2 separate regions of the Homo sapiens genome follow, and region 1 is linked to region 2. Evidence: chromatin contacts called from ENCODE Hi-C data. All regions are on one chromosome and are shown on one strand. The core of a region is the stretch at or near the end of the contact, and the rest is flanking DNA. Distances in the headings are between cores, read along the strand shown. Region 1 holds the start of ZNF57 (zinc finger protein 57). Region 2 holds the start of LMNB2 (lamin B2).

Region 1 (6,397 bases), core at 127-2,626, 440 kb after region 2:
GCGGATCACGAGGTCAGGAGTTCAAGACCAGCTTGGCCAACATAGTGAAACCCCCGTCTCTACTAAAAATACAAAAATTAGCCGGACGTGGTGGCAGGCGCCTGTAATCTCAGCTACTCGGGAGGCTGAGGCAGGAGAATCGCTTTAACCCTGAAGGCGGAGGTTGCAGTGAGCCGAGATCACGCCACTGCACTCCAGCCGGGGCGACAGTGTGAGACTCCGTCTCAAAATAAAAAAATAAATAAAACAAAAAACAATGTCCAACAAAAAAACAAATCCAGCGAGGCCAGACAGGATAGGGGCTCCCTGGGGTCCGCCCATTTTCGGGATCAGGTGACTCGAGGTTTGGTCCTTATTTTAGTGCAGGCTCAGATGTCGGGGGCGAGCCAAAGTGCAGGGGCCTGTGGGAAGGACAGGAGGCTGGGAAACGTTTGGGTAAAAAAATCAGGACACTGGCCGTGCGCGGTGGCTCACGCCTGTAATCCCAGCACTTTGGGAGGCCGAGGCGGGCCGATCACGAGGTCAGGAGATCGAGACCATCCTGGCTAACACGGTGAAACCTCGTCTCTACTAAAAATACAAAAAAATTAGCCGGCGTGGTGGCGGGTGCCTGTGTCCCAGCTACTCGGGAGGCTGAGGTAGGAGAATGGCCTGAACCCGGGAGGCGGAGCTTGCAGTGAGCCGAGATGGCGCCACTGCACTCCAGCCTGGGCGACAGAGCGAGACTCCACCTCAAAAAAAAAAAAAAAAAAAAAAAAAAAAATCAGGACACTGACAGCACGTGCTCCAGCACGGGGCAGGGCCTCCATGGGGTCCGCGCCCACGCGGGGCAGCGCGGTGACGTCACGGCTGAGGACCCCGCCCCACGAAGGGCTCACCCCACGCGACCCACGCCGCTCGCTCGCCCCTCCCCTCCACGCAGCACTCCGGCTGCTCCGTGGGGAAACTGAGTCTGGACTTCTCGTGCCCGTTCGGGAGAAGGACGCGGGAGGCGCGGCCGAGCTGCGGGGAGAGGTTGGGCTCACCCCGGGCCAGAGCGAGTTCGCGCAAACGGGAGTGTCCACCGCTGGCGGGTCAGCCACTAGCGTTGGCTACGCGCCGGTCACTCGGGCGACAGGAGGCGGGGCGGCGCGGAAGTTATCTTCCAATCAGGTGCTCCGGGGGCGGGTCCGGAAAACTGTCCAATCAAGGCACGGGGCGGACACCGGGAAGCGGATTGCAGGTTTGCAGTAGTGTCCAATCGAAGGCCCCAGGGGTGAAGGGGGCGTGTCCAAAACGCTGTCCGCTCAGAGCGTTGAAAGGGCGGGGGCTTAGAGATTGTCCAATCAGGGCGCCGCTTCCTGAGCTCCGAGGCCCCGAGGGCGGGACGTTTCGTCCTCCCTGCCGCGCGTGCCCTGCCTACCACGAGCGGCCCGGGAGTACCTGTACCTTTCAGCTGCGCCGGCCGCGAGGCCACGGAGAGCTCGCCTTGGAGAGCCCAGGAGCAGGGGAGACATGGTGAGTGCGAGGCAGGAGCAGAGCCAGGGGACGGTCGGAGCGACGGGAACCGGCTGGAACCAGAGTCCGCCGAAGTCTGCGGCCGGGATTGGCTGAGGGACGCGCGGGGCGGCGCAGGACTAGCACCTGGGACCCGGGGACGCCATCACAGCGGCCGGGCTGGAGGACTGGGGGCAGTTTGGGGGGACGGAAGGGGCGGCAAGGAGCTTGGGGGTAACTTAGGGGGAGGCCTGGGCAGGAGGGGGGCTGGAGGTAGTTTGGGGGGACGGTAGGGGCGGTCAGGGGTCAGGGACCAGTTTGGGGGGACGGCAAGGGACGGTCAGCAGGTTGGGGATGTTACGCGTGTCCGTATAAGAGGTCACCTGAGCAGGCTTAGTGTGAGCCACAAGGCTGTTTACTCACTTGGGTGCAAGTGGGCTGAGTCTGAGAAAGGACTCAGCAAAGGGTGATGGGATTATTATTGGTTTTATTTTTTTATTTTTTTTATTTTTGGGACGGAGTCCCGCTCTGTCGCCAGGCTGGAGTGCAGTGGCGTGATCTCGGCTCACTGCAACTTCCGCCTCCCGGGTTCAAGCGATTCTCCTGCCTCAGCCTCCGGAGTAGCTGAGATTACAGGCGCCCGCCCTCACGCCCGGCTAATTTTTGTTTTTAGTAGAGACAGGGTTTCACCATGTTGGCCAGAATGGTCTCGATCTCTTGACCTTGTGATCCGCCCGCCTCGGCCTCCCAAAGTGCTGGGATTACAGGCGTGAGCCACCGCGCCCGGCAATCATTAGTCCTTATAGGTTTGGGACAGGCATCGGAGTTAGGAGCAGTTTTTTTGAGGACAGTTGGTGGGTGTTACAAAGTACATTCTCAAGGGCGGCGACGATGTTTCAAAGTACATTCACAAGGGCTTGGGGGATGTATTGTCACAAGGGCTGGGAGGAATATTACAAAGTACCTTCACAAGGGCGCGAGCGTGTATTGTCACAAGGGCGGGGTACATTCACAAGGGCGAGGAGGACGTATCGTACAAAGTACATTCACAAGGGCGGGGGAATATCACAAAGTACATTATCACAAGGGCGGGGGGCTTGACCATGGTGCGGCCAGCTCAGAGAACCTTACAGGGGACAGCTTGGGGGGATGGCAAGGGACGGCCTGGGGGTCAGAGGCAGTTTGGGGGACGACCTCAGCGGTGGGAGTTAGCTGCCCTGGGGGTTTTGTTGCAGGGTATCACTAATGCTGTGAAAGCTTTATTCGGGCAGCCGGTGTCAGTAAATGTACTGTACTGTTCTCCTGTTTGGCTTTTTTCTTCTCCTTAGTGACAATAGGAAAATGTTCAAGTGTGTTTTCTGCCTTCTGGTCCGTCAGGATAACACCTGTTTATCGTGGGGTACAGGCTAAGCATGGCCTAAGGAAGTCTCTCAGGAATATTCTGTCTCCCACCAGAATTGTAGAGAAAGTGTGCGCAGTTCCACATCTTATAGCAGCTAGAGATGGATTAAAATGTTCATAAAAATAGTAGTTTTTCAAATGCCAAAGCAATCAGACAAAAAATAATAGTTATTCTTCCATACAAGGTGCAGAGTTTGCGACAGTGTGTGATCGTGTTCCATTTCAGTTCAGCTAGACATGAGATTAATGCAAATTCTGCAAAAACCTGTAAAACTGAGGCGTGTTCCATTCTGGTTAGTTTCCAGTTTGTCACCAGGAGTATTGCTTCACTGATCCATCATCTGTTTGCTGACTGGGAAAAGCAGTTTCTGGCCATGTAAAGTCATAAAGACTGCCTTGGAACTCCCTTCCCCCACTTACACAAGGGGTGGAAAGCACTGATTCTGCTGCATTCTCACTCTACGGGATGAGGGTCTTTGTGGCATTTAAAGTGTAGCACCTGGAGCAGGGAGGTGAGCCCCAAGACCGGTGACTCCAGCTGAGCCCACAGTTGAGCCTGCACTGGAGGCCGCTGAGGGTGCAGCGGGGTCTGGCTGGGCAGCCTCCACTTGCTCAGTCCTCCTGCCTCGTAGAACAGCCGCAGCGGGAACTGTTCATGCTGATTGAGGCTGCTGAGCATGGGAAAGACGATTGTCCTGGAGATGTGCTTGTGGGCGTTTTAGCCTTTCTGAGGTTGCACCTGTGCTGTCTTGGAGCCGTTTCTAAGCAGTGGGTTTAGTTTATGCTTTAAGTGTTGTTTTTCTTTTTTGGAGACACTGTGTCTCCCAGGCTGGAGTACAGTGGCGTGATCTCCACACATTGTATCATCCGCCTCCCGGGTTCAAGCAATTCTCCTGCCTCAGCCTCCCGAGTAGCTGGGATTACAGGCACTTGCCACCACGACCGGCTAATTTTTATATTTTTAGTAGAGACGGGGTTTCGCCATGTTGGCCAGGCTGGTCTCAAACTCCTGACCTTAAGTGATCCACCCTCCTCCGCCTCCCAAAGTGCTGGGATTTCAGGCGTGAGCCACCGCGCCCGGCCTGGATTAAGTTTTAATATAAACACCAGTGGCCTTACTGCCCGCATAAATAGGCCTCCGGCCTCTCTTCAACACCTGTGTGCTGCTCCCAGCGCTCATCTCTGTTCTGCCCCCAGGGTAACCACTGTCCTGATTTTTTTTTTCATTCTCTCTACCTTTACCATTTATTATTTATCACCATACAGAGTTTTAATTTTGCCTCCTTTGAATTTTTTTTTTTTTTCAGGCAGGGTCTTACTCTGTCGCCCAGGCTGGAGTGCAGTGGTGCGATCTCGGCTCACTGCAGGCTCCGCCCTCCGGGGTTCACGCCATTCTCCTGCCTCAGCCTCCTGCGTAGCTGGGACTACAGGCGACCGCCACCTCGCCCGGCTAATTTTTTGTATTTTTAGTAGAGACGGGGTTTCACCCTGTTAGCCAGGATGGTCTTGATCTCCTGACCTGGTGTTCCGCTCGCCTCAGCCTCCGAAAGTGCTGGGATTACAGGCGTGAGCCACCGCGCCCGGCCCATTCCTGGCTAATTTTTATATTTTTTTGTAGAGACGGGGGGCCTCGCTGTTGCCCCAGGCTAGTCTCAAACTCCTGGACTCAAGCGATCTGCCCTCCTTGGCCTCCCAAAGTGCTGGGATTACAAGCATGGGCCACTGCACCTGGCCTGAAATTTCAATAAGTGACTGTGACCATTAATGCACCGTGAATAGCAGCTCAAAAGGCTTTTCTGTGGTTTCTTTCCTTTGCGCACATGCTGGTGTCTGAGACAGTGGGTGACGCAGTTAGTTCAATCATTCCAGCGTTTGTCAGGCTTGGGTTAATTCAAGTGTGTTCATTTATTTTGTGTACTTATTTATTTTTAGAGACAAGGTCTTGTTCTATTGCCCAAGCTGGAGTGCAGTGGTGTGATCGTGGCTCACTGCAGTCTCAAACTCCTGGCTTTAAGTCATCCCCTCACCTCAGCTTTCCAAGTAGCTGAGACCACAGGTGTGCACCACCACACCCAGCCAAAGTTTTTTTTGTTTGTTTCTTTGTTTTTGTTTGTTTGTTTTTGTTTTTTTTGAGACAGAGTTTCGCTCTGTGGCCCAGGCTGGAGTGCAGTGGCACCATCTCGGCTCACTGCAACCTCCACCTCCCGGGTTCAAGCAATCCTCCTACCTCAGCCTCCCGAATAGCTGTGGTTACAGGCATGTGCCACCAAGCCTGGCTAATTTTTACACTTTTAGTAGACACAGAGTTTCATAATGTTGGCCAGGTTGGTCTCAAACTCTTGGCCTCAAGTGATCTACCTGCCTCAGCCTCCCAAAGTGCTGGGATTACAGGTGTGAGCCACACTGCACCTGGCCTCCCTCGTAGCTTACTGTCTGTGTGTGGGCATATGTGAGCACTTTCCATGCCTGGACGTTGTAAGAACTAACTTCTGAATGGGCTCTGCTCTTGTCATTCACAGTGAGATGTGCATTATGCCGACGATTGAACTTGCAGTTGATGTGGATGTTCCTTATTCTCCCATAGATAGCATCTCTCCTTGCCCAGGTGTTAAACTGCCCCTCGTTTCCAGCATTGTTGCAACGCTTGCTCTGTCATATATTCATGCACCATAAACACAGCTTCCCATCCTTTTGTGTTGGTCTATTTGTCCATCCTGACGATACCATCCTCTAATTACTATTTTTTCTTTTTTTGAGATGGAGTCTTGCTTTGTTGCTCAGGTTGGAGTGCAGTGGCACAATCTTGGCTCACTGCATCCTCCGTCTCCAGGGTTCAAGCGATTCTTCTGCCTCAGCCTCCCGAGTAGCTGAGATTACAGGCACATGCCAGCACGCCCAGTTAATTTTTAAATTTTTAGTAGAGATGGGGTTTCATCATGTTGGCCAGGCTGGTCTCGAACTCTTGACTTCAGGTGATCGCCCCCCCCCCCTCGGCATTCCAAAGTATTTGCATTACAGGCGTGAGCCACTGCACCTGGCCCTCCTAATTATGATTGTGATTTAAGTGCCTTGATGTGTTTTAGAATTGTCCCTCTACCGGCGGAGGCGGGCGGATCACGAGGTCAGGAGATCGAGACCATCCTGGCTAATAGGGTGAAACCCCGTCTCTACTAAAAAATACAAAAAATTAGCCGGGTGTGGTGGTGGGCGCCTGTAGTCCCAGCTACTCGGGAGGCTGAGGCTGGAGAATGGCGTGAACCCAGGAGACGGAGGTTGCAGTGAGCTGAGATTGCGCCACTGCACTCCAGCCTGGGTGACAGAGCAAGACTCTGTCTCAAAAAAAAAAAAAAAAGAATTGTCCCTCTACCTTGTTCTGTAGGAAACCTGATTGTTCTTAGACATTTGCCTTTCATTTCAGTTCTTAGAAGTAGTTTTTCATAAATTCAAAAACAAGGAAAAAAAATGAGGCTGGTTTTGGATGTAATGGAATTGTATTCAAACCCCAGATCGGTCTGAGAGA
Region 2 (6,093 bases), core at 1,213-3,712:
CCCATTCCAAAGGCGAGGGCACTGAGACCCAGAGAGGGTAAGCGACTAGCCCAAGGTCACACAGAGGGTAAGTGGCTCCCAGAAATGACCCGACCCCCTCAACAAGCAGCTCTTCTCCCAGAAGCCCACCACGTCCTCTGATCTCCAGATGGGCGAGTGGGGACTGGGCGCTGCAAATCCCGACTTCGGCACCCAGCTCTCCCAACAGGACACTGGGGCCTAGGGACCCCAGGACCCCAACCCATGGCAGGAATCAAGTGGGTGCTCCTGCCTGCCCCCCGTTCTGGAGTCCTGTCCTTGGATTGGGCATGGCCAGTGGGAGGGACAAAGAGCCTCCCCAGGGTTAGGTTGGGGGGCAGGACAGATTGCACCCAGACCCCAAGACACCCCGACCTCATGTCCCCTTGGTGGGCAGACTTTCCCGCCTCTTCTCCTTCAGTCTGCACTGAAGCCTCGGGGCCCATTCAGAACCTCAACACTTTCCACCGGACCCAAGATCCCAACTCTCACCCTTCCTTCATATTCTCTTGGGGGCAGAACCTGCCAGACCACCGCTGACACCAGGGCACAAATAAGGGACTCCCAAATTTCCCGTGGGACCCCAAGGTATCAGAACCTCTCCCTCGGCCCCCTACCCACCCTGGGCCTGGTGAGAGATGAGGGGCCTAATTCCCACCCCAGTCACCAATCTCTTCTGGATTCATCAGGGAACTCGCTAAAGCTCCAGGGAGAACTGAGACCACGTGACTCACCCCAGAGACTCCAGGGAGACCCCCCACACACCCCATCTTGGGCCTCCTCAGAGGGCCTGGGCCCCCCAGTCTCCTTGGAGCCCAGAGACCACCCCCATTCCACCCCAGATACCCCAATACCCAGCTTCATCCCCAGAGACTCCCACTCACACCCCCTCAGTTGGGGGGGGTCCGCCAAGTCTCCTTGGAATCCTCTGAGGGACGAGGCATATGGGGGGCTGCAGCCCAATACTCAGGGAGCCCCCAAATCCCCAGGACCTCTCTTTGGTGGGGAGCCCTAGTCTGTAACCCCCATGGCCCCAAAATGCACCTCTCACGGAAGGGTCCCCAGAGCTAGCTGGAGGCCCCTCTGCAGCCCTCACTCAGGACACGGAAGATCTCCTGGGACCCCCTCCATAGGTGGGGCATTCCTGGTCTGCACTTTTCACTCAGTGCCCTAGAAACCCCCTGGAGGTCCCCAAGAGAATGGGCCACTCCGGTCTGCACCCCTCCCAAGGGGTCCCCCAAGATCTCGGAAACTGCGGTGGGCAGGGCCTGCCCAGGTGGCACCCCTCACTCAGGGTCTCCCCCTGGAGATCCCCGAGGCCAGGCTGACCCCACCCCTGCTCAGGGTCCCCCGTGATCGCGTACTCCGCGGTGGGCTGGGCCTGGCCGAGCTGCACCCCTCACTCAGGGACCCCTTGAAACCCCCTGGAGACCCCCAAGCCGGGACCCTTCCCGGTCTGCACCCCTGCCCAGGGTCCCCGCGATCGCGCACCCCGCGGTGGCCAGGACCTGCACCCTTCATCCAGGAGCCCCCCGCAAACCCCCTGGAGACCCCAAGCCGGGAGTCGTTCAGAGTCCCCCGCGATCGCGCGCCCCGTGGTGGGCGGGGCCTGGCCGAGTAGCACCTTTCACTCAGGGACTCTCCGAAACGCGGCGGAGATCCCCGAGGCCGGACTGTCCCCGTCTGCATCCCAGCTCAGGGTTCCCCGCGACTGGGAGCCCCGCAGTGGGCTGGGCCTAGCCGAGCAGCACCCCTCACTCAGAAGCCCCCAAACCTCCTGGAGACCCCCGAGCCGGAGCCTGTCCCCGTCTGCACCCCCGCCCAGGGTCCCCGCGATCACGCACCCCGCGGTGGGCGGGGCCTGGCCGAACTGCACCGCTCACTCAGGGGCCCCTCGAAACCCCCTGGAGACCCTCGAGACCCGGGCCCGTCCCTGTCTGCACCCAGGGTCCCAGCGATTGCCCACCCCGCGGTGGGAGGGACCTGGCCGAGCTGCACCCCTCACTCAGGGGCCCCCCGAAACCCCGCGGAAACCCCCGAAGCCGGGGCCCGTCCCCGTCTGCACCCCCGCCCAGGGTCCCCGCGATCGCGCGCCCCGCGGTGGGCGGGGCCTGCCGGCTGCACCCCCGCCCGGCCCCTAAGCCCCGGCGCCCACCTCGCGCGTGGTCACCTCCTCCTTCTCTGAGATCTTGAGCAGGAGCCGGTCGTTCTCCAGCTCCAGCGCGCGGACGCGGTCGATGTAGTGCGCCAGGCGGTCGTTGAGCTCGCGCAGCTCCTCCTTCTCCTGCAGCCGCGACAGGCGCGTGGGCGACAGCGGCGTGGCGGGCCCGCCCGCGCGGCCGGGCAGCGGCGTGGCCATGGTGGCGGCGGCTCGCGGCCTGCGCTGCTCCCGACGGCGGCCCGGGCTCGGCGGGCTCATTCAATCCGCGCCGCCGGCTGCAAGATGGCGCCGCGCCGCGCCGCGCCCGCCGCCCGCCGCGGCGGGGCAGCCTGGGACTGGTAGTCCGACCGCCGGGCGCGCGCGGGGCACGCCGGAAGTTGAAGTCTCCGTCCAGCTCTCGCTTCGCAGAGGCGCTGACTCCAGAGACAGACTTCCTGGCTGCAAACTCCCAGCTCCGCCACGAGGAAACAGCGTTGGGTTGCTTTCTAGTACCTGTTTCCCCACTTAGAGAACCTCAAAACGTGTTCAAAGAACCAGACACAAAAGGCCATATAGGGCCGGGCGTGGTGGCTCACGCCTGTAATCCCAGCACTTTGGGAGGCCAAGGCCGGTGGATCACTTGAGAAAAGAATTTCGAGATCAGCCTGGACCACATAGGGAGACCCCCCCACACCATCTCTACTACGGAGGCGCGCGCCGGTAATCCCAGCTACTTGGGAGGCTGAGGCAGGAGAATCTCTTGAACTTGGGACGTGGAGGTTGCAGTAAGCCAAGATCGCGGCACTGCACTCCAGCCTGGGCAACAATGAGAAACTTTGTCTCAAAAAAAAAAAAAAAAAAAAAAAAAAGCCATATAGTGTACAATGCCACTGATATAAAATGTCCAGAAGAGGCTGTCAAGGAGTATGAATTTCAACAAATTGAGTTTAATGATCTCATTGGCTCTTATTAGCAATTCATGAATTGGATAGCATTCAATCTATTAAATAGGCACTCCAATGAGCTGAGCAGAGAGGATGGGCATTCTGCATTACAGGCAGAAAAGGCTGAAGAAAGGAGAAATAAGAATTAAAATAAAAGCCAGGCCAGGTACAGTGGTTTGCTCACGCCTGTAATGCCAGCACTTTGGGAGGCGGAGGTGGGAGGATAGCCTGAGCCCAGGAGTTTGAGACTGGCCTGGGCAACATAGCAAGACCCCATTTCTAAAAATAAAAATAAAAAAATTAGCCAGGTGCAGTGGCTCACACCTGTATTCCCAGCACTTTAGGAGGCCAAGCCGGGCAGATCATGAGGTCAGGAGTTCGAGACCAGCCTGACCAATATGGTGAAATCCCGTCTCTACTAAAAATACAAAAATTAGCCAGGCATGGTGGCACATGCCTGTAGTCTCAGCTACTCGGGAAGCTGAGGCAGGAGAATTGCTTTAACCCGGGAGGCGGAGGTTGCAGGGAGCCAAGATTGAACCACTGCACTCCAGCCTAGGCAACAGAGTAAGACTCCACCTCAAAAAAAAAAAAAAAAAAAAATTAGCTGGGCGCCTATAGTCCTAGGTATTTGGGAGGCTAAGGTGGCAGGATTGTTTGAGCAAGAGAGGTCAAGGTTGCAGTGAGCCCTGATCACATCACTGCATTCCAGCCTGGGTGACAGAGTGAGAGTTTGTCTCAAAAAAAGTAAAAATAAAAATACGAAATAAAAACCAATTGGTTGTTTCAAAGTTACTTTTTTCATAGGGTCTGTTTTAACCCCCTCTATTTTGAGGGTACTTCCCTATCAGGTTAACCGGTCCCCTTTGGCTTGGTGGCTGTGAATGTTTTTTTTTGAAAACCTGCACCCTTTAAAGTTCAGTTTGAGGCCAGGTACGGGTGGCTCTCACCTGTAATCTCAGCACTTTGGGAGGCTGAGATGGGGAGATCGCTTAAGCCTAGGAGTTTGAGAACATCCTGGGCAACATAGTGAGACTCTGTCTCCAAAAAAAAAAATTTTTTTTTTTTGGAGACAGAGTCTTGCTCTTGTCACCCAGGCTGGAGTGCAATGGCATGATCTCGGCTCACTGCAACCTCCACCTCCTGGGTTCAAGCAATTCTCTGCCTCCCGAGTAGCTGGGATTACAGGCACCCGCCACCATGCCCAGCTAATGTTTGTATTTTTAGTAGAGACCTGGTTTCACCATCTTGGCCAGGCTGGTCCTGAACTCCTGACCTCGTGATCCACCCACCTCGACCTCCCAAAGTGCTGCAGTTACAGGCGTGAGCCACGGCACCCAGCCAAAAAAATTTTTAATAATTAGCCACATGTGCTGGCACACACCTGTAGTCCCAGCTCCTCGGGAGGCTGAGGCAGGAGAATGGCTTGCATCCAGGAGTTCAAGTCTGCAGTCAGCCATGATTGCGCCACTGCACTCCAGTGTGGGCAACGGAGCGAGACCCTATTTCAAAAAATAAAAAAAATAAAAGATCAGTTTGACTACGTGGTACCTGGCACTAGTGACTCCATTCCAATTTTATCTGGTCTGCTGGGGACTAGAGACCCCATTGTCTAAAACAATGGCCTGCCATACATTTTATTTAACAAGGCCAGGCGCGGTGGCTCATGCCTGTAATCTCAGCACTTTGGGAGGCCGAGGCGGGCAGACCACCTGAGGCCAGGAGTTCGAGACCAGCCTGGCCAAAATGGCAAAAACCTGTCTCTCCAAAAAGTACAAAAATTAGCCAGGCGTGGTGGTGTACGCCTGTAATCCCAGCTACTTGGGAGGCTGAGGCACGAGAATCGCTTGAACCCAGGAGGCAAAGGTTGCAGTGAGCTGAGATCACACCACTGCACTCCAGCCTGGGCGACAGAGCAAGACTCCGTCTCCAAAAAAAACCCCCCAAAATTGTAATTTAACAAGACAACCTATACAGCAGTGTTTCTCCAACTCTGCACTAGATATTTGGGGCCAGATCACTCTCTGTTGCAGGGGGTTGGAGTCAGGAGGTGCTGTCCATTACAGGGTATTGAGCAGCATCCTCGGTCTCCACCCACTCCATGCCACGAGCATCCCAGCCTCATACTTATTTTTTATTTTATTTTTATTTTTAGTTGAGGCGGGTCTCGCTCTGTGGCCCAGGCTGCAGTGCAGTGGCGTGATCTCGGCTCATTGCAACCTCCGCCTCCCGGGTTCCAGCGATTCTCCTGCCTCACTCTCCCGAGTAGCTGGGATTACAGGCACTTGCCACCATGCCCGGCTAAGTTTCTGTATTTTTAGTAGAGACAGGGTTTTGCCATGTTGGCCAGGCTGGTCTTGAACTCCTGACCTCAAATGATCTGCCCGCCTTGGCCTCCCACGTTGCTGGGATTACAGGCGTCAGCCACCGCGTCCGACCCCGGCCCCCTAGTTATGAAAACCAAGTATGTCTCCAGAGATTGCCACATGTCACCAGAGGGGCAAAATTGCCCCAATTGGAGAATAACTTCCTCCTGACCTAGAACTGGCCCGGTCTTCCTTCTGCCTGGGGAACTCCTCCTTTTTACACATCTCACCTTGGGGGTTTGGCTCAGCCTCTGCCAGAGACCCCAGTAAATCACACACTGAGAATCTAATGCCCTTTCCAGCCTACTGAGGACACCAGGGGAAAGAGCCCACCTGCCTCCAACAGCCAACATTCACTCGCTATTATTCCCCTCTTACCAGATAGACCCCCAGCCTTAGAACCCAGGCAGGAAGCCTGGCATGGTGGCTCACACCTGCAATCCCAGCCACTCTGGGAGGCTGAGACAAGAAAATGGCTTGAGCCCAGGAGTTTGAGACCAGCCTGGGCAACATAGCAAGACCCAACTCTACAATACTCTACAGTTTTTTTTTTTTTTTTTTTTTTGGAGACAGAGTCTTTCTGTCCCCCAGGCTGGAGTGCAGTGGCCCAATCTTGGCTCACTGC

Evidence for each region. Hi-C counts contacts between places; a loop is a spot of excess contacts on that map. Pooled maps may share reads with other maps.
Region 1: a loop to region 2 is called in a pooled map, with 6 times the contacts of the local background. The contact joins the promoter of ZNF57 here to the promoter of LMNB2 in region 2. A Hi-C loop is called at or near these places in 1 of 37 single-sample maps with no recorded cell type and 6 of 50 pooled maps.

The regions. Positions count from the first base shown.
Region 1 is chr19:2,899,552-2,905,948 of GRCh38, forward strand. It overlaps ZNF57 (zinc finger protein 57), which reads left to right and starts at 1,377. Exons shown (of 4, transcript NM_173480.3): 1 at 1,377-1,497. The coding sequence starts at 1,495. RefSeq lists a silencer at 765-814 and enhancers at 994-1,565, 1,425-1,574.
Region 2 is chr19:2,454,497-2,460,589 of GRCh38, forward strand. It overlaps LMNB2 (lamin B2), which reads right to left and starts at 2,463. Exons shown (of 12, transcript NM_032737.4): 1 at 2,174-2,463. The coding sequence starts at 2,437. It overlaps LINC01775 (long intergenic non-protein coding RNA 1775), which reads right to left. Exons shown (of 2, transcript NR_134931.1): 2 at 4,441-4,604. RefSeq lists enhancers at 1-482, 483-1,191 and silencers at 1,452-1,631, 1,862-1,951, 2,012-2,261, 2,382-2,561.